Linked DNA regions of Homo sapiens: region 1 is linked to region 2. A link is a loop called in an ENCODE intact Hi-C map of the cell type or tissue named here. Cell type or tissue: PC-9. All regions are shown on one strand. Each heading gives the region's core, and the rest is flanking DNA. Links, peaks and the distances in the headings are about the cores only.

The links. Hi-C counts contacts between places; a loop is a spot of excess contacts. Peaks named below come from ENCODE experiments on the same cell type or tissue, not always from the same donor. Only the 100,000 strongest peaks of a DNase experiment are listed, where the experiment ranks them.
Region 1: it touches region 2 in a loop (14-fold over the local background); 2 of 110 quality-filtered maps call a loop at or near these places.

The regions. Positions count from the first base shown.
Region 1 is chr5:167,289,164-167,299,611 of GRCh38, reverse strand. All of the region lies in intron 3 of TENM2 (teneurin transmembrane protein 2), which reads right to left. It overlaps TENM2-AS2 (TENM2 antisense RNA 2), which reads left to right. Exons shown (of 3, transcript NR_199036.1): 2 at 2,062-2,149; 3 at 3,069-3,200. Among named protein-coding and RNA genes, the nearest start is that of TENM2-AS2, 9.0 kb to the left of the region's middle. RefSeq lists enhancers at 1,253-1,958, 3,919-4,734, 3,759-4,958. In PC-9, for the core only: no CTCF peak of the experiment used is centred there; DNase peaks (open chromatin) are centred at 3,761, 4,011 and 4,561; H3K4me3 peaks cover 821 bases; H3K27ac peaks cover 2,835 bases.
Region 2 is chr5:167,694,571-167,705,018 of GRCh38, reverse strand. The region is part of intron 4 of TENM2 (teneurin transmembrane protein 2); the gene reads right to left. Among named protein-coding and RNA genes, the nearest start is that of TENM2-AS4, 40 kb to the right of the region's middle. RefSeq lists enhancers at 4,725-5,430, 6,136-6,842. In PC-9, for the core only: no CTCF peak of the experiment used is centred there; a DNase peak (open chromatin) is centred at 5,388; H3K4me3 peaks cover 617 bases; H3K27ac peaks cover 3,601 bases.

The DNA.
Region 1 (10,448 bases), core at 966-8,965, 410 kb after region 2:
CCACTAGCCTGCCTCTTAAAACCTCTCATTTCCTTTCCATCGTGGAAATCTATCCTCAAGGAAATAACTTCTCAGTGTTCCATCTGCTGTTCTACTACTTCTCAAGGATTATTCAGGCCCCCTCCCTTCCCTACACACATCAAGCTCGAGGATTTGCCCCCACCCAGGACTGGCAAATTAGCTTTAATCAGCATGTCCCCAGTCAGATAACTAAAATACCTCTTAGTCTGGGTAGACACTTTCACTGGATAGGTAGAGGCCTTTCCTACAGGGTCTGAGAAGGCCACTGCAGTCATTTCTTTCCTTCTGTCAGACATAATTCCTCAGTTTAGCCTTCCCACCTCTATACAGTCTGTTAACAGACCAGCCTTTATTAGTCAAATCAGCCAAGCAGTTTTTCAGGCTCTTGGTATTCGGTGAAACCTTTATATCCCTTACAGTCCTCAGTCTTCAGGAAAGGTAGAACGGACTAAAGGTCCTTTAAAAACACACCTCACCAGGCTCAGCCACCAACTTAAAAAGGACTGGACAATACTTTTACCACTTTCCCTTCTCAGAAGTCAGGCCTGTCCTCGGAATGCTACAGGGTACAGCCCATTTGAGCTCCTGTATGGACGCTCCTTTTTATTAAGCCCCAGTCTCAGTCCAGACACCAGACCAACTCGGACTGTGCCCCCAAAAACTTGTCATCCCTACTATCTTCTGTCTAGTCACACTCCTATTCACCGTTCTCAACTACTCATACATGCCCTGCTCTTGTTTACACTGCCAGTTTACACTGTTTCTCCAAGCCATCACAGCTGATACCTCCTCGTGCTATCCCCAAACTGCCACTCTTAACTCTTAAAGTAAATAAATAATCTTTGCTGGCAGGACTATGCTGAATCTCCTTAGGCACTCTCTAATTAGATGCCCTGGGTCCTCCCAATTCTTAGACCTTTAATACCTGTTTTTCTCCTTCTCTTATTCCATTTAGTTTTTGGGTTTTTTGTTTGTTTGTTTGTTTTTTTGAGACGGAGTCTCGCTGTCGCCCAGGCTGGAGTGCAGTGGCACGATCTCGGCTCACTGCAGGCTCCGCCCCCTGGGGTTTACGCCATTCTCCTGCCTCAGCCTCCCGAGTAGCTGGGACTTCAGGCGCCCGCCACCTCGCCCGGCTAATTTTTTGTATTTTTAGTAAAGAAGGGGTTTCACCGTGTTAGCCAGGATGGTCTCAATCTCCTGACCTCGTGATCCGCCCCCCTCGGCCTCCCGAAGTGCTGGGATTACAGGCGTGAGCCACCGCACCCGGCCCCATTTAGTTTTTCAATTCATACAAAACCATATCCAGGCCATCACCAATAATTCTAAATGACAAATGTTTCTTCTAACAACCCCACAATATCACCCCTTACCACAAAATCTTCCTTCAGCTTAATCTCTCCCACTCTAGGTTCCCACGCCGCCCCAATCCCGCTCGAGGCAGCCCTGAGAAACGTCGCCCATTATCTCTCCATCCCACCCCCAAAAATTTTCCCCAACATTTTACCACTATTTCATTTTATTTTTCTTATTAATATAAGAAGACAGGAATGTCAGGCCTCTGAGCCCAAGCTAAGCCATCATATCCCCTGTGACCTGCACGTACACATCCAGATGGCCGGTTCCTGCCTTAACTGATGACATTCCACCACAAAAGAAATGAAAATGGCCTGTTCCTGCCTTAACTGATGACATTATCTTGTGAAATTCCTTCTCCTGGCTCATCCTGGCTCAAAAGCTCCCCTACTGAACACCCTGTGACCCCCACTCCAGCCCACCAGAGAACAACCCCCCTTTGACTGTAATTTTCCTTTACCTACCCAAATCTTATAAAATGGCCCCACCCCTATCTCCCTTTGCTGACTCTCTTTTCAGACTCAGCCCGCCTGCACCCAGGTGAAATAAACAGCCTTGTTACTCACACAAAGCCTGTTTGGTGGTCTCTTCACATGGATGCGCATGAAACCCACTATTTTAACAGAATCTTTCCCTACTGACTTCATCTTTCAACATAAATGTAACTTGATCATTTTCTTCCAATAGTAGGTCCAGATTCATCATTACTGCTTTGACTTTGAAGACGTTGGATCAATTAACATAATCAACTGTTACCTGTTACATTCCAAGCCAGGTACTCAAATTAAAACCTCACTTTTAATGTTTGACACAATGTGGGCTGAGAAGCAGGGGTGCCAGAAGAATCAGTCCACCTGCTTCTTCTGACTCAGAAACAAGGAGATGGACTATGGCACCAAGGGCTTGCAATGCCTAATACACCAGCAAATGATTACTCGATAGTGGTTTAGAAACACTACATAATGAGCTTCGGTTATATTGCATTTATTAACCTAAACCCCTGAAGAATCAAAAGACTCTATTATGAGCTTCTGAGTGAAAAGTGAGATTCTAAGTCACTATGCTAAGTATGAGGTCCTATAAGCTTGAAATGTCATCAGTTACCAAAGAAATATTATATTCTATAGAGTATGTCCTTTTGCACTCAAATCCCTTGAGACATTTTATTTATATAAAGATTTGGTTTTAAAAAATGCTGATGCCTGGGTCCTCCCTGCCACAGATTGGGATTTAATTGGTCTTGGGTGAGACTAGGACATGCAGACTTTTCAGAACTGCCCAGGAGAGTCCAATGAGTCACCACTGGTCTAGAAACAAAAATGACATGGACTGTGGCCACAGTCATTGTCCCCTTACTGCTCAGCTAGGACAACTCAGCACTTTGCTGTAGCCTCCCTGCTGTTCAGTCTCTGGGTTTGTGAAACAGAAAGTGTTAACTGGGTCAGCTCTTTGCAGAGCTTTTGCAGGGCAGACAAATGGAGTCAGAGTGCAAGCATTAAATGAAATGTCACTGTAAACTAGGAAGAATTTGAACCCAAAGCTGCCGCCAGGCAAACAGGGGTCTTTTGACAGCTGTTGGTGTCACCTGAACTTGCAGTCATTTTGAGAGGGATTTGTTTGGCCTATGGATACTTATCCTGCAGTTGACTGGATTTTATTTATTTATTTTCTTTCTTTCTTTTTTTCTTTTTGAGGACATTAAAGTAGTATGCCTCCCTTCCATCAATGCTCCAGTTGCAGCCAATATGTCCATTGAAACTAACTTAACTCGCTGGAACTACTCTCTAAATAAATTCACCATTTTGGTTCAAAGTGCTACAAACAAATTCAGTGCTTTCATTCCCCGTACATGGATCCGACTTTAACTGCACAAGGACAGAAGGAGAAGCACATATTATGAGGTGGCAGTGGACATGTGGGAATTTGAAAGAAAGTGCTTCAGACTATTTTTAAACTGAAATGTATCCCACTGGGACCGCAATTGCCCAGTGCCGACTATTCATAAATCAGGGTGAACACAAAGAGGCTTCACATTTTGTGGGTCTGGCCGAAGAGAAAGATCTGGGAAAGGAAGGAGAATCACAGATTTAGTTGAGTGAGAATGCATCAGAGCCCATCTGACTTTTCTCTGTGTTTTGTGTTTTTTTTCTTTTCCCCCCTCATTCTTGAAAAGATTTTTCTGTCTTGGAGAAAATGCATTAAACATAATGCTGATAGTACCTTTGGTAAAATATTCCAAATGTTATAAAAGTCTGTTGGACCTTATTAAATAAGTCTATATTACACTTATTTTTAATATTGTGGTGCACACTCAGTATTTGTTCTGATCATTCCCAGCAGAGATTTATTACTAAAGTAGATCTGACTTGAGGTTGAGTGGAAAGGAAGGCAGTCAGTGCAGGAGGAATATTGAGTAACTTGGTGGTGTGAGAGAGTTTGGCTGCAGCAGAGAAAAAGGGAGCTTGTGAGATGTGCATGCCAATTAAGGTGCTCAAGAAATGAACATGTATTCATTTCGAGTACACGCTAGCCCCTTCCTCTTCATATGTCCCTAGGGATGCTTCTGGAATTGCCAGAGCTGAAAATTAAATTATAAACCTAAAACATGACATTGAAAATGTAATGTCTCCTTTGATAATATCAGTGTGATGATTCATCAGTGGGTGGGGCAGTGCCACTCCTGGACACAGATTGTAAAGCATGGTAAGGCTGATCCTGGCAATTCTTCCGTCTCTCACTGTGCAGTTTTCCCAAAGGTTCTGGTCAGAAAGGCATCCCTGCACAGATCACATATGCACCAAAGCCCTCCTATACATACCGCAGAGTAGACAGCTGCAGAGACTTAACTGCAACATGTGGCACCAGCCAAGAGAAGCTGATAATATTGCATCACCAATAATCAGAAAAAGGAACTGTTAGTGCAACTCAACATGCTAGTGTCAGAGTAAATGGCAGAAAAGTTGTAAGTTGGCATTTCAAAATGTGAGATTTGACATTGTCATGCTGGACAGACATACCATCCACATTTTCTAAGTAGAGTCTGTTTCTGAGCTGTGCTTTCCATTTTTCTCATTAGAACAGGAAACAAGCCACTAAAAAGAGCAAATTCCCTGGTAGTTGCATCTATGAGTCAGAGCACAAAACTGCAGAGCCCTTTGTTTATTTCCCTATTCATAGGAGTCATAGAATCCATGTGCTATGTATGCTGAGTCACTCATCAAGAGAATAATAACAACAATAACAACCCATTAAGGGCTATAAAAATTCAGAGGGCAGGAAGCTTCACCAAAGACGTGAACCACAGGTCACACCCTGTGGGATGAATAGATTTGCAATAGGCAGAGAGGTATTCCACAAGAAAAAAATAGACATAGGAAGATCCGTGATATTTTTGCAATTGTGAGAGCTTTCAGAGGTTTGGCATATAAAATAAAGGCCTGAGAGGAATAGGACTGGTGTAAGACAGAAGGCAGAAACGGGGCCTGTGGCAAACTGAAATGTGAATAGACTGGCACTTGATTCAAAATTCTAAAGAAATCCATAGGCCAAATAAAACCTATCTAGGGGCCGAATATGTCCTATGTACATTAATTTTGTGGCCTCTGATTTAGGGGACATAAAGGAGGTCAACTCTGAGTGGTGGGATGGGGAATAAAACTCGCCCTGTGGAATGACAGGTCAAGTTTGCACTGAGTGAATAGCACATGTAAAGGAAAGTAAGGTGTTCTTTTTTTTCCCCCACTTGTTTCACAGGATTTTCTTCCCCTTCCTATTCCTTGAGTACCTGCACTGTCATGTGAACTTCTTATTTCTCTTCCTTGTACATTTTTTTCTCAGATGATCATACCAAGTCCCATGAAATTATTAGCTGTCAACTGCTAAATCTTTATCCAGCTCAAGCCTCTCTCCAGAATTTCAAGACTGGACAGCCACAGCCTATTAGACATCTGCACATGGAGAGCCTACAGGATACCTCCAATTCAAAAGGTTGACAGTTACCTATCCCATCTAACCCACAAACCAGGCCATCCTCTGTCTCAAGCCCTGGGGATTGATGGTAACATCTTGTCAGTTGCCATAACCAGAAACTTCAGGGATGTCCTTGACTTTTCTTTTTTTGCTTAGCCTGCTTACCCCATCAGTTGCAAGAAAGTATTGTTTCTATCTTCCAAACGTACTCAGCTTTGCAAATAAAGTTACCATTGGCAGGGATAAAACACACACTCAGTTGAACACACACACACACACACACACACACACAGAACTCACATCTACTTAGAGTCTCTGATTTATTTAGTCCATGATAGAGAACAAACAATGGTATCATGGTCCACACAGAGAAGGGGCAGATGCAGCATAATCTCTTCTCTATTTTTTCCTTGCCTGGGATCCGTATGAAGTGCTCTGTAGCTGGTGCTACCCTTTGCATAGGCAGGAATCTAACAAATTTTAAAAAAAAATCCAAATTTTTGTTGCAACACTACATTTTTTATACTTAGGTTTATGTCCAACATTCCAGAAGAACCTGAACTAACAATCTATGTACTTCCACTTAAGGGGTTATTTGCAAGCGTTGACCTTTCCTGGCTCTTTAAGTAAACTCAGCATCAGAAAGGCAATATTCTCTTTCCAAGAGAAAAAAGCAGTCAATGCCCAGGAGTCTCAGAACAGTATATCTGCCTCCACTTTTAAGGTATCCTAAAAAGCCAACAATCAGGGGCCAGGTGCGGTGGCTCATGCCTGTAATCCCAGCACTTTGGAAGCCCGAGGCGGGTGGATCACCTAAGATCAGGAGTTTGAGAACAGCCTGACCAACATGGAGAAACCCCGTCTCTACTAAAAAATACAAAAAAAAAAAAAAAAAAAAAATTAGCCGGACATGGTGACGCATCCCTGTAATGCCAGCTACTTGGGAGGCTGAGGCAGGAGAATCGCTTGAACCTGGGAGGCGGAGATTGCTGTGAGCAGAGATTGCACCATTGCACTCCAGCCTGGGCAACAAGAGTGAAGCTCTGCCTTAAAACAAACAAACAAACAAAAAAGCCAACACTCTTTTTATCTCAATAACATTTCTCAAACAATCTCTGCTATCCTAGTTCAGGCCACCAGGCTCCCTTGCTTAGATGAAGACACAACCTCTAACTGACCATCTTTCCTCTCTCCACAAGCTGAAACCAGCACTGTCTCCCTGAAATGTCTTCATGACTGTCTCTCTCTGCCACTCTAGCTCATCCAACCTACACTTCTTTGACATCCTTGGAACAACAAAATGTAGTCACCTCTGGGCCTTTGCACATGCCATGACTCTTGCCTGAACACTGTCTTGCCTCTTTGATTGTCCAACCTCCTCCCCATCCCTCAAATGTATGCAGGAATGCCACAATTTCTGGGATGCCATTCCGGACATAAATCTGGGTTAGAGGTCTCTCCAAAACCATCCAATATTATCCCTTTTGTAGTGTTTTTTATAAGGTACCTAGTTACATATCTGTTATATCTTACCATTTTAAAACTGCCAGGTTCTGTGAGGTTAGAAACCATGTTTACCTTTTTTTATTGTTGTGTCCCACAAATTGCAGTTGCCTTTTAGGAACCCCTGAAATATTTTTGAATCAATTTGAGGGAAGTGGGAAAAATAAGGCCGTGTTTTAAAAACTCAAAACTATCCATGTTATGGAAAACATGCCAGAGGAAAGAATTAGGGAAGGAGGCGATTGAAATGCTCAAGCAATTGTCCAGTGTTGAAATATTGGAAGCTGCCCATGGAATGAGAAACTTGAAACTGAGATAAATGAAGCAGGAATAATAGGTGTGATGTGGTAAACATCAATATAAAGGATCAAGAAAAAAGAGGCTTGGAAGACTTTATCTAAAATGCAAGGCTGTGATACCATTCCCCAAAGCTGAGAAATGAAAAACGGAAACAAATTTTGAGGGAAAGACAATTAAATTTCCCACTTGGATATGTAAAGATAAAATATTCCAAGGCCCAGTAGCAAAGTGGATGTGAAGCTTATAATATGGTTTGGCTGTGTCCCCACTCAAATCTCATCTTGAATTGTAGCTCCCATAATCCCCATGTGTGATGGGAGGGACCTGGTGGGAGGTAATTGAATCATGGGGGTAAGTTTTTCCCATGCTGTTCTCATGATAGTGAATAAGTCTCATGAGATTTGATGGTTTTATGAAGGGCAGTTCCTCTGTACAGGTGCTCTTCCCTGCCGCCATGTAAGATGTGCCTTTGCTCCTCCTTTGCCTTCTACCATGATTGTGAGGCCTCCCAGCCATGTGGAACTGTAAGTCCATTAAACCTCTTTTTCCTTATAAATTACCCAGTCTCAGGTATGTCTTTATTAGCAGTGTGAGAATGGACCAATACAGCTTAGATAGACTACAGAAAGGAAGCCTTAAACTTCAGCCTCACTAGCATTAGGAGCATTTGTTATCAGGCCAGTTAGTGTTTACAGTCTACTGCAGCTATCAGAGTCTTTCTTTCCTGTGCGGAATTCATTCCATCAGGTTTAGGAGGCACTCACTGTAAGCTATCTCCAAGCACAGGATAAACCTACATCCAAGATGTGGCCAGCTACAGCCGTAAAATGGTAGATATAGGTATCATCAGCATGTGTCCCATGCCAGGCCAGCCTGAATATCTACCTGGAGAATATTCTGCTGAAAACAGCAAAATAAACCCCAACCATATATATAAACAAGGGACTCTTTCCAGTGATGTTACCAAATGAGAAAATGTGAGAGTGGGGGTAATCAGCAGACATCTTCAAAGAGATCGCTCCAAAGAATAAAGCCAATATATGAGAATGAGAATCTTGTGAGAGATGATAAGTGTGAGGGCAGATGCTTTCTTAGATTACTGGTGATGTCTGCCAAAACATTACCCTTTCAAGTAAGCTAATTTGAACTGGGATACTATTGTTTGTAAATGAAAAAGTTTTCAGAAGCAGAAATAGTGGCCACTGAAGTCATATGAATAAGAGTGTTCTAAAGAAAGTGCTATGGAGAAGAAGAGTATAGGATTAGGGTGAAACTCTGGGGAATTTCCACTGAGAAAGAGCAGGAGAAGGAAGGTAATTCAAAGAAAGTTAAATATAAAGTTGAACACAGAATTGACAATAGATAATTACTGGGAGGATAACAGTTGGGCAAACATGAAGATAGTTGCCAAATGGCTAAAGTTATCAAAAAATATAGACATATTCCTAGAAGGGTAGTAAGCATCAATGATGAAAATCCAAAACATTGACTCTCTGACATAGACTCCAAATTATTGCCCATAAAGTGACGAAAATGGATTAATTTTATCCAGCATTTATATGGATTAAATCTACTCTTAAACTCATTTCTGAAATATGTATGGATTTACATGCCATAAAATGCACACTTAAAAAAAGTGTTTGTATCCTATGACACTACCTTAGAGCAGTTTTTCCAATCTATTTTTTTTTTTTTTGACTTGTAAAATTGTCTGACTAGCAACTCTCTTACAGTGTGTTGGCATCAGTTGACAGTTGTTAGATAGTATCTTTCATTCCTGTCTAAAAATAGGAAAATAATGTATGAGTTATGTTCATCTTTGGGAAAGAAATGTATGGTGGATAGAGAGTCAGACACACTCTATGAACAAGCTGGAAAAAAGTTCTGAGTTTGAAAATGTCAGAATTTTTGCAAGTCATGGGAAACAAATCAAGAGGAAAGAAAAATTTCTGTTGCACCAAAGTATTATTAGGGTCGGAGAGCAAGTGATCGCCACTTCTGCTGGTAGTAGGGTTAAAGTGACAATAACTGTAACGATAACTACTAGCACTTATTAAAAGAAAGATAATGTCCAGATCTAATAAATACACAATTGTAAGAAATAAACCCAATACCTATATATGGTAGAGCTTTTACAAATGGAGAAAATGAGACTCAGTCTGTGTTCTAGAATTTGATCAAGATCACACTAGCGGTACCCATCAGCACTGGGATATGGACAAAGTTGAACTCCAGAGTCTTCATTCATTACTCTTTTCACATATGCCTCCCATATAAAACAACAAGGATTCAAGTTATCCAGCAAAAAGATAACATTGAAAAGTTGTAGATTCTCTTTTTCTAAGGATATTTTTTAAAAAAGAAAAAACAATACAACCAAAGACTAGAAGGCATTGTGTTATTCTTAGTTGAGTTATGAAAAGAAGTCCTACCTGGAAGTGGGAAAATAAATGGAAAGCAATCTTCTCAAGGTACATTTCAGCCTTCAAGATACTGACCACAGAAACTCTTGAACTTTACTAACATCTACAAGGTATTCTTTGTAGGTAAATTAAAGTGCTGAGGTTTTCAAACTAGAACCTTTTAATTATTATTTAGGTATAGTGGAAAAATGGCTATTTTAAGACAAAGGCATAGAAAGAAATATTTACAATTTCCAAAGTATTCCCACAATTATTATATAAGTTAATTGAATCATTGCAGGTAATACTCTAGCTTACTAGTGGTTCATGAGTTTTCAGCTCATTAACACTGTTTAAATGTACATTATGCCAAATTATACAGAGCAAAAGTTATTGCCCACATTATTTTAAAGATCATAGGAGCAAGAATTAGTTTATGGAGTACCAAAACCAAACCTAGCCTAAAATGTGTATGTGTGTTGATTTTTGTTTACATGCTTTTTAAAGCACATCAAATAGCCGGTAGGATTTATCTCTTTGCTTTAACTGATTGAGAGAACTGATGCAAGCATACTTTCAAAAATTCAATCTTCCCCCAATTTTTTCTTCGACCTTGACCTAGACAGCCAGCCTGACGTACAGAGAAAGAATTCAATCTTGGCCCCCTCTCGAGAGACTTGAACTGCTAACTGGAAAGAAGCACTTTTTGAGGAATAAGAGGGCTGGCTGAACTCTCTGGCCCACTGGGTCTTGGTTAGCACAGAAACAAGTCAGTTCTACTTACCTGAGCAATATCATTTAGATAGTGACACCTTTCTTTGTTAGTGTTCCAGGTTGAGAGTTTGTGCAAAAAGGTGATGACCATAAGGGAGGGCATAGAATCAGTGCTGACAGCCCAGT
Region 2 (10,448 bases), core at 1,241-9,240:
CTTTTACCAACTTCAAAGTATTCAATCTCCACTGTCAATAATGCATGCCAAGGACTGACAAGAAATAAAGAATCAATACACTCCAGCTCCATCTACCTCTATTACACACACTCCAGCAGACCTAACACATGCTCTTTTCCTATACCCAAGGTGCCACTCTTTGGCATCCTAGAGAAAAGCCTCGAAGACATCATATTTCTTTCAACATCAAGAACCATAGCCTAAAGATAATGCACAAAAATTTAAAGTACTCAAGTAAAAAGGGCTGATTCTTTCAACTCCATCAACACAGCCAAAAAACGCAAAACCAGTTAACCCACATAAGGTTACTGCAACTCAAAGTCACTCTGTGCAGTTCTTATTCAAAGCCTTCTTTTTCCTTGATTTTTTCTGGCCTGTACTGCCCTCTTCCTTCATTGCTATTTCTGTACTCAATCCCATGCCACCTAATATTGGTATTTAAGTCTTCTGTTTGAATACATTTTATCTTCTTAATTATGATGATGCAGGAGGGTGAAACATTATTTTATCAGAGGCATTTACTTTTCCTCACAAGGAATGACTTCACCTAACACACTGATTTTGGTCTTACGCGTTTGTATTAAATGAATGAGTAGGAATGGCTCCTGTTGGATAAGATGTGCCATGGTTGTAGCTCTCAGAAAAACAAAATTCTTAAAGTTGAAATTAAAGTATAGGCTAAGATTACACCCAGAGGAATTATCTGTATTGACAAATAAAAGTCCTCTGTTCAGACAGGGACCCAGAGTGTGAAAAGACTGATTGGGTGGCCTCATGAAGGTAAGTGGAGAAGATGCATCCTCCCTCCAGCTACCTCTCAATATCCCATACCAAGGTGGAACTCAAATGAGTGATTAAAAGCTTTAAGCAAGGTAATCCAACATAGGCTTGTACCACGGCCAATTTCCACCACACAGTTCTCTGAGGAAACCAAGTTCAGAACTACCTAGAAATAATTTTGCACCCTCAAAGAATTTCTTCTCTTATTAAGACAAAAGCTTGATTCCTTCCTTGTTCCTCTCTATTCCTTCCACCTCTTCTTCAGGTTAAGAAAGGGGGCTGGAAAGAGGGGTTAAATAACCACAAAAACCAAACACAAACTTTTGAAGCACAACAAAACACCTAAGCACAATAATTTGAGGAACAAATCCTTGCCTCTTTTTACTTTCTTCTATCAGCCTAGCAGAAAACTAATTGCTACATCACACGAAAAGACCTAAGTTGCTGACGTAGTTTTTCTGAAATCAGTACATCAATGAGACTATACATTTTTGAAGACTAGTACTAATTTAGTATACTACTTCTTGGGTTCTACCGTACATTTCCAGAAAAAAATAAAAACTGTCTTTTTCTAAATGATATAAAGTAATCCTACGGAGAGTCTTCTTTGTTTAACAAGTAAGACTCACACCCAATTCATTTGCTGCTTAAATCAGGAGTTAATGTAGCCTTTTTTTTTTTTTTTTTGAGATGGTTTCACTCTTGTCACCCAGGTTGGAGTACATTGGTGCGATCTTGGCTCACTGCAACCTCCGCCTCCTGGGTTCAAGCAGTTCTCCCACATCAGCCTTCCGAGTAGCTGGGATTACGGTGGTGTGCCACCATGCTCGGCTAATTTTTGTAGTTTTAGTAGAGACAGGGTTTCACCATGTTGGCCAGGCTGGTCTTGAACTCCTGACCTCAGGTGATCCACCCACCTCCACCTCCCAAAGTTCTCGGATTACAGGTGTGAGCCACTATGTCTGGCTTAATGTAGTCTTTTTAAGGCTGTATACCACTTACTATAGGTGTCATTTAGCATATATGGCTATGGATTGGAAATTTCTGGACTAGTTGTAGCCGAGGCAATTGTGGCATATGGAATAATACCATGAGAAGAAAGACTAAAAGGTCTATATGAATGTAGGTATGAGTGCCTCTGCCTGTGCATATGTGAAAGAGAGAAATCAAGAACAAGACAGAAATAGAGCAAGAGGGAGACAGAGGGAGAGAGGTTGTGTGTGTAAGCAAGGACTTTTGAAGAAAATAAAAAAGTGGCTGGGCGTGGTGGCTTACGCCTGTAATCCCAGCACTTTGGGAGGTTGAGGCGGGCGAATCATGGGGTCAGGAGTTTGAGACCAGCCTGGCCAACATGGTGAAACACCGTCTCTACTAAAAATACAAAAATTACCTGGGCATGGTGGCGCATGCCTGTAATCCCAGCTACTTGGGAGGCTGAGGCAGGAGAATCGCTTGAGCCCAGGAGGCGGAGGTTGCAGTGAGTCGAGATTGTACCATTGCACTCCAGCCTGAGAGTCTTGTAACAGAGGGAGGCTGCATCTCAAACAAAACAAACAATAAAAACAAACAAAACAAACAAAAAAACAAAAAAACACAGCAGTTCTTGGGAAAACTTTTACTATGTAAAGAAATATATATATATATGTATATATATATATATATATACACACACACACATACATACATACATATATAAATTAGCCCTTTCTTTATTAAAACAAAGTGAAATTCTATGAGTAATCTGGCCCCATAGAGACACACAAGACCCAAATCATAGCATCAGTGTATAAGCAAGTGTGTTGGCAAGACAGAGATGAATTCAGCTAATAAAGAGAGCACCTAGACACACGTGAAAGGCAGAACTTTCCCATGGAAAGACATGATAGTAAAACCCAAGCAGCTCTATCCTTCATTACCTTGTGTATGGGATTTGGTCACCCATGCATGGAAGTTCAGATGTTATTTCATTTGTGTAACTGAATGAATGGGTGGGCAGAGTTAATAGGATTTGCTCATTAAATGCTTAAATCAGCATGTCATCAGTTATTATATTTGATGTAAACCTTTCTTTGGCGTTTCAGAGTGTTTCCTCTTCTGTATAAAAAGATGTCAATAATCCTTTTCCAGATCTTTTCAAAGGCAGGGAACACATTTTATAGTTCTCAATAGCTTTTGCAATCTTCAAAATGGTTGAAAATTCCTTGAATTGAATAAGCCTGATGGGTTGATTAAAGCAGGATATACCTCTACTTGCCAAAACAAATATTCTCTAGAAGGAACTGATAGAAAATAACATTTAAAGAGACATATTTACTTTTAGTATAGTTCCAGTTTATCACAACATGAACATAAATATCAATAAGGAAAGGTCACCTGAAAAGTTAGAAACTATCATTAAAATAACAAAATACTTATACAGCAATGCAGGCAGATCCTTTCCCAATGCAGACCAGAGAATAATACAATACAGTAATAACAACTACAATTTAGAGTTCCACTAACTAGGAATCAGGCACTTTGCCAAACATTGTATGTATGTATCTATTTAATGAACCCTTAGAACAATCTATGAGGTGAGGGCTTATTATCCTTCCTATTTTTCAAGTAAGACACAGAACCAGAGCTTCAGTGACCTGCCCAAATTATCACATGCAGTTAGTGAGAAGCAAAGTCAATGGTCTCAAATATTACATGTCACGAACCTATGTTGTTTTCTTCTTCTCACTGGAACGTGAGAAGGTATACAGAGTAAGAATGAGTAATTGCTACTCTATGCTAATTTCATGCAAAGTAATTTTAAACTGATGTAAAAAAAAAAAACAAACACCCAAAACCCAACATGACGATAATGCCAACATCACATGGTTCTACCTTTCAAACCAGTTCATAGATTCATAACTTCATGTTCATACATATTTAGCCAAGTCCAAAAGGTGCCTCATTTAACTGTGAATTTGCAACTTATGCAAAAAACCCACATCCTGCAAGAGTTGGGGGAGATGTAATGACTGGGAAAAAATGTAATAGCTAGAATACAAAAATTACATTTTCCATAGACCTCACACATTTCTTGTGTACATTTTTCTAGCAGCTGTTTAGAAAGCACTAGTGGTCACACAGATGAAATGTGGCAGTTGTAGCATATTAACATAAATATTTTTACCTGAATAATTCCTGCTGTTCTTTTGAAACGAAAATTAATTCACATATTGTTTTCCCTGGAGTTCCCCAAAAACTTGCTAGCTTTTTTTTTTTTTTTTTTTTTTTTAAGAAATATAACAACTGTGTGTACTGGGGCTGAACTAAGTATTATTTCTGAACGCAATTTTATTTTTTCAGTGCACGTTATACTAAAAGGAAGGATAATGGTACTGAACATAGAATCGATACACATTTAAATGGAATCAGTTTATCAAAACATACCACTTCAAGATGGACCGAATTGTGATATCCACAATCAACTGATAATGGTACCAAATCATTAACTGCTGGCTTTGAGATTCTTACAGAGAATAATTTCATATAACCCAGAAAAGCATGGCCATGCTGATTAAATTAGCCTGATTCTCTACCCTGAGAGAGGATGTTTACAGGGGCATAGGTGTACCAAGAGCAGTGAGAAGCAAGGACTCTGTGAGTAAAGTGTTCTGGGTTCCAATCCCAGCTCAGTCCCTTCCTGGCTATGTGAAGTCTGAACTAACCATTAAACGTTTAACAATCTCATAGGTCAGGCCACTGCACCACCTAAAGCTACCATGCATGTTAGTCTAAATGAATGGTGCCCCTTGGAGTTCTGCAGTGTACAACCTGAACATGCAGGCCCCTGCCCAAGGGTTGTGGGGATTCGAGTGATAATGTTTGTAAAACACTTGGCCCAACCCCTAGTACTTAGCAGGTCCCCAGAGAATGCTAGCTCTTAATTACTTTCATCTTAATGTATATCATGTATGACCTCTATCTTCACATTTAAATTCTTAAAGGACTTTAAAGGAAGTACTTTATTTCATGTTCCATCTGATCTCTCTATCAAGGGAGCAGTGGGATTTTGTAAATTTTTTGAGTCAGGTACTCTTTAAGCCTGTTCTATCTTTTCAGAGACACTAAGTGTCTTTGCAAATTTTTTTCTGTTTCTATGATATGGCATGTCTGTGAAGAGGTCTGAAGAACTCAAGATGTCCTCAAAAGTGCTATGTAAAAATTTTCCCTGAACCCCAATATATTATTGCATTTACAGAAGTGAATTCAGAGCCAGACTGATTGGGTCAAAGTCCAGCTCTCTCCATTTCTAGCTATGTGATTTTTCCAAGTCAGTTCATCTTTAAAGCCTCAGGTTTCTCATTTGCATATTAGGGAAACTAATACTTTCTACTACATAGGATTGTTGGGGCTTGTGGGGAACCTACTGCATAGTAAACTGTTCAGCAAAAGCCTGGCTCATGGTTGATACTAAATATATCATTGCTGCATTGTTACTAAGTGCCAGTCTGTGTCTCTCAACCACTGGAGGAGGGATGTTCGATTCAGAAGCCACTTAAGCTGCAAGTCAGGCCATAGGAATGTTGCCCCATAAACTCAGCAGGGTTCAGAATTCTTACAAAGATAATCAGCAGGGCAGGGCATTGTTCTAGTTCTATCTGGCTACAGCAGAGACATGCTCAGCATACTTATTCTGAGAACCTTAGCTGCTTCAGCTGAAAGTAAGGTGATTCATCTGTAAAGTAAGACTTGGGGATGTGGAAAGAGGTCTTTTCAAGTACACAATTCTCTGACTTAAAAATAAGGTAAAATAAGCCGAGATTTCGTTTGGGTGTTCCTTTTACATCTTTACTTACCCCTTTAGTTTTAGACACTAAACCTCTGGCCTTCCCTGCTTGATATTCATAGCACACTTTGCTGATGGATCAAATTATTCATTTTATTGGGCTTGGATGAGACTTCACATACTACTTAACGCAGCATTCTAGTGTGTTGAGCCACTATTAATCCTTCCAAATTTTAATTTTAAGGACAGGACATACTCTTTATCTCTGTTTTGTGAAGCATCTTACACATTTAGGACTATCTTCTGTGACAGTCATATATATTTCTTTTTACTAATCAAAGCCAAAAGATATGGCTGTCTTATGTTCCATTTTCTCTAGACTTTTATAACTAGCTAACTGTAGAATTAATTCTCAGTTCTAAGGGGTTTACACTTTAAAAGGAACTTCATTATTTCTTTTAAAAGTACTTATGGGGCCGGGCAGGGTGGCTCACGCCTGTAATCCCAGCAATCAGGGAGGCCGAGGCAGGCAGATCACAAGGTCAGGAGATCAAGACCATCCTGGCTAACACGGTGAAATCCCGCCTCTACTAAAAATACAAAAATTAGCTGGGCGTGGTGGCGGGCACCTGTAGTCCCAGCTACTCAGGAGGCTGAGGCAGGAGAAAGGCGTGAATCCGGGAGGAGGAGCTGGCAGTGAGCAGAGATCGCACCACTGCACTCTAGCCGGGGCAAAAGAGCGAGATTATGTCTCAAAAAAAAAAAAAAAAAAAAAACAAAAAACAAAACAAAACACACACACACACAGAAAAACTATTTATGGAAGCCATTCTCTGTTCTTCCCACTATGCATTTTCAAGCAATGGAAGGGAAAACCAAATAAACAGGCAACTGCAGTACAGTATATCTGTGCAGTGGCCACCCAGGAGACCAGGACCTGGGTAGGTGGGTCGGGGAGACATCCAGTTAATCTTGGGGATTAAGGGGCTGTTTTTAGGAGACCATTATGGATGACAGTGTTCTAGCACAGGGAACAGTGTGGAGCCTGATGGAGAGACAGACAGCATGGTCTGGTCAGGGAATGTCAAGTCACTCAGAACAGTAAAACATGGTCTATGACAGGCTGGGCTTGTGTGGAGACACATTTGAAAATAAACGTGAGAAAAATGAGAAGGTGATCTGAAGCCATCATCTTACAGAAAGAGATGCAGTACTTTGACCGGAAAGGTAGTTACGAAGGTAAAAACAACCAGGGAGTTACTGGTAAAGGAGAAACTAAGGAAAAGAGCTCAAGTTACTGCACATAGAGGCTGCCTGTTAAGGGTAATCAGATCTGAACACAAGATCAGTGCATACAATGAGTAAAGGAAAAGATAAATTTCTCTCTGTGGCATTTGGAGATAGATTTATTTTCTTGGAAAATAAAGGCAAATACCGAGCACTTGTTTGAACCCTAATAAAACAGAAATTTAATCACTTAGAGGGATACCTTGTCAGGCGATTATATTTCAAGTTCCCGATGACTTATTTTTCTTTGTTAAATAACCTAAGCATAACAGCTAGGGATGGTGATAGAATAGTAGGTCCACAAGATTATGAAATATAAATTTGACTTAAAATTGATAACTCTTGGCTGGGTGCAGTGGCTCACACCTGTAATCCAAGCACTTTGGGAAGTTGAGGCGGGCAGATCACCTGAGGTCAGGAGTTCGAGACCAGCCTGCCCAACATGGTGAAACCCTGTCTCTACTAAAAATACAAAAATTAGCTGGACATGGTGGCGGGTGCCTGTAATCCCAGCTAGTAGGGAGGCTGAGGCAGGAGAATCGCTTGAACCTGGGGGCAGAGGTTGCAGTGAGCCGAGATGGTGCCACTGCACTCCAGGCAACAAGAGCTAAACTATATCTCAAAAAAAAATTGATAACTCTTTCATTCAAAATATATGGATTAATCCACTGCAATGTGCCAGGCACTGTGATAAATGCTGAAAATAAAGCAGTGAACAAATTAGCATGGCTTCAGGGAGCTTATAATCTAGTCAACAGATATTAAACTAATGAACACAGGATGCATACGTGATTACAATTCGAAATAAGTCCTTATAAGGAAAAGTGAAATATAGAATGAAAGGTTCAAATCGGAGGAACTATTTCTAAAAGTGGGAGCCAAGGAGGGCCTTCTATGGAAGGGAAGTGCCTGCTGAGCTTCAAACAAGGAGCGGGTGTCATGGGGGACAGTGTTCCAGATGGAGCAGCCTTTCTCAGGCAGACAGGGGTTTTACCCTTGAGAGGTCATTCAGCACCATCCAGAGGCATTTTTGGTTGTCACAACAGGGATGACTGTGGTGCTATTGGCATCTAAAGACAGGCAAGAACCAGGCAAGTGTGAGAAACTGGAGGAGGGTAAGGGCTGGAAGGAAGAGGAAGCATGCGCAGAGGCCATGGAATGGCAGGGCTAAACTGTGCAGGGCCTGGTTGACGGCCTCAGATAGAGAGTGTAGACGCTTGTTTTCCCAAGTTAGGTGATGAGCTTCTTGAGGTTTTTAAGCAAGACTGTTAACTGGTTGATTCACTTTTTAAGGTCTTACTGGCTGCTGGGTGAGAATGGAAGAGGAGGAGGTGGGAAGTAAGGAATGGTTCCAGGGAGGTGCAAGAGGAGCAGCTGGGAGATCCTCAGGAGGCTGTAGCACGAGTCTCTCCGACAAAGTGTGGTTTTGAGTGCAAGCAGGGCCTTCGCGCTAACGGAGACATTTGAGATCAAAGAGCAACTGGTCATTCCCGTGTAGAAAATACAGCACACTCTCTTTTCAAAGAATGCCTCATAATCCTTTCACCATCTGTTTTTCCTATTTCTGTTGATTTGTTTAAACATATATTGAGTATTTTCATACAAAGAAAAGGGAGGCTCACCATTTTAGAGAACGATAAATAAGTGAGCTCCTGATCCTTCAGTAAAAACATGTGAAGTGTTGAGATAAAAAGTGTGGCAGAGAACTACATGAAATCCACAGACTGTGAAGGGAGACAATGGAACTACTATTGTTCTATGCATTTCAGGACTCATCACAAGTTTTAACCTTACTTTACCTTGGTTTTTATACCTTGGCTGGCTTTGATGAAAGTATCAGAGGAAATGTGTATGTTTCATCAGGGGCTCTTTTTAAATTTTTATAATATCATAAGTTGTAGTGAAAAAATAATAAGCTACTTTTTTCAGAACTACAGATATTCCTCCCAAGGAAAAAACACTCACAGGTAATCAAACCTGGACAGCAGATTCCCAAATACCAACCCTTCAAATATCATAAATATCACCTCATGATTTTCATCATAGCCATGTATCACCTGGCCTCTTCTTTACTTAATATTTTTGTTTGTAAATCAATTGTTGTTGTTGTTTTTTTTTTGTTTTTTTGTTTTTTTTTGACGGAGTCTTGCTCTGTCGCCCAGGCTGGAGTGCAGTGGTGCAATCTCGGCTCACTGCAAGCTCCACCTCCCAGGTTCACATCATTCTCCTGCCTCAGCCTCCCCAGTAGCTGGGACTACAGGTGTCCGCCACAACACCTGGCTAATTTTTTGTATTTTTAGCAGAGACGGGGTTTCATCATGTTAGCCAGGATGGTCTCGATCTCCTGACCTCGTGATCCGCCCACCTCGGCCTCCCAAAGTGCTGGGATTACAGGCGTGAGCCACCGCACCCAGCCAATTCTGTTTTGTTTTTTTTTTTTTTAAATCACCATTCTAAGTAGAAATTCACTTAGTAGCCACAGATAGAGGGTAAAATAAAATGTTTAAAATAAAATGTAAAAAGTTCAACACAATATGCTTTATTTCCAGCTAACTATTTTTGTCTGATTCAGAGACAAACCTGAACCCTTTCCCTCTGTTAAAATGTAAAATTCATATGTTTTAGAGAGGCATTAAAGTCTAGCATCCCACTGAGACTCCTCCAATGGCAGGAGTCTGCAAACTGGCCCAAGGATTGTTTTTATACAAACTAGAGTTAAGAAGGAGTTTTATATTTTTTTAATGGCTAAAAATATCAAAAGAAGAATAACATTTCACATGTAAAATTATATGAAATTCCAATTTCAGTGTGCATAAAAGTTTTTTTGGTGCCACACCCATTCCTTACGTTTTACCTACAGCTGCTTTAGTGCTAAAATGGCTGAACTGAGTAGTAGCAACAGAGACCTCATGGCCTGCAAAGCCTAAGATACTTACTATCTGGTCCTTTACAGATAAAGTTTGCCTACCCCTCATTATGTGACCCAACTTATTTAATGCCACTGCAGGTGCTGTGCCTATGGTATGTGTAGCTCCCATACTCTGGAAAATTCTGCTCTGTGAATAAGCATGGCTAAAAACTGGGGATCCGATTCCCACAAAGGAGGAATAAAGCTTCAGAGACATATTTACCCCATTGGGAAATGACATCAGAAGCAAGAGTAGATGAATGTTGTCTGAGAATATACAGGATACATCCACATGTCTCTTATGTGCAGCTCAACTGGAATGTCAACAGAAGTAGTTTGGTGGCTGTTTGCTCCTGCTGTACCAACTCAAGTGTAAAATAATGGGCTATTTATCTACTTGTGATGACAATTTTTTTTTCTGCATGTAAACATTAAAATCCCTTCTGATGAACAATGTGATTACACGGTCCAGTTTCAGTGAGCTTCTATAGTTAGTTTCACTTAACGCACTTACCACAACTAATGAGAACTATTCATGCACACCAAGAGATTAAGAGCTGGGGCCCGATTCTCAAAAGGATGGGAAAGGAAAGAAATGATTAGCAGGCTCAGAATGCACCAACCAGACTTTTTCCACTAAGCTCATTTAAAAGACAACATACTAAGGAAGCAAAGAAATGACAGAGTGGA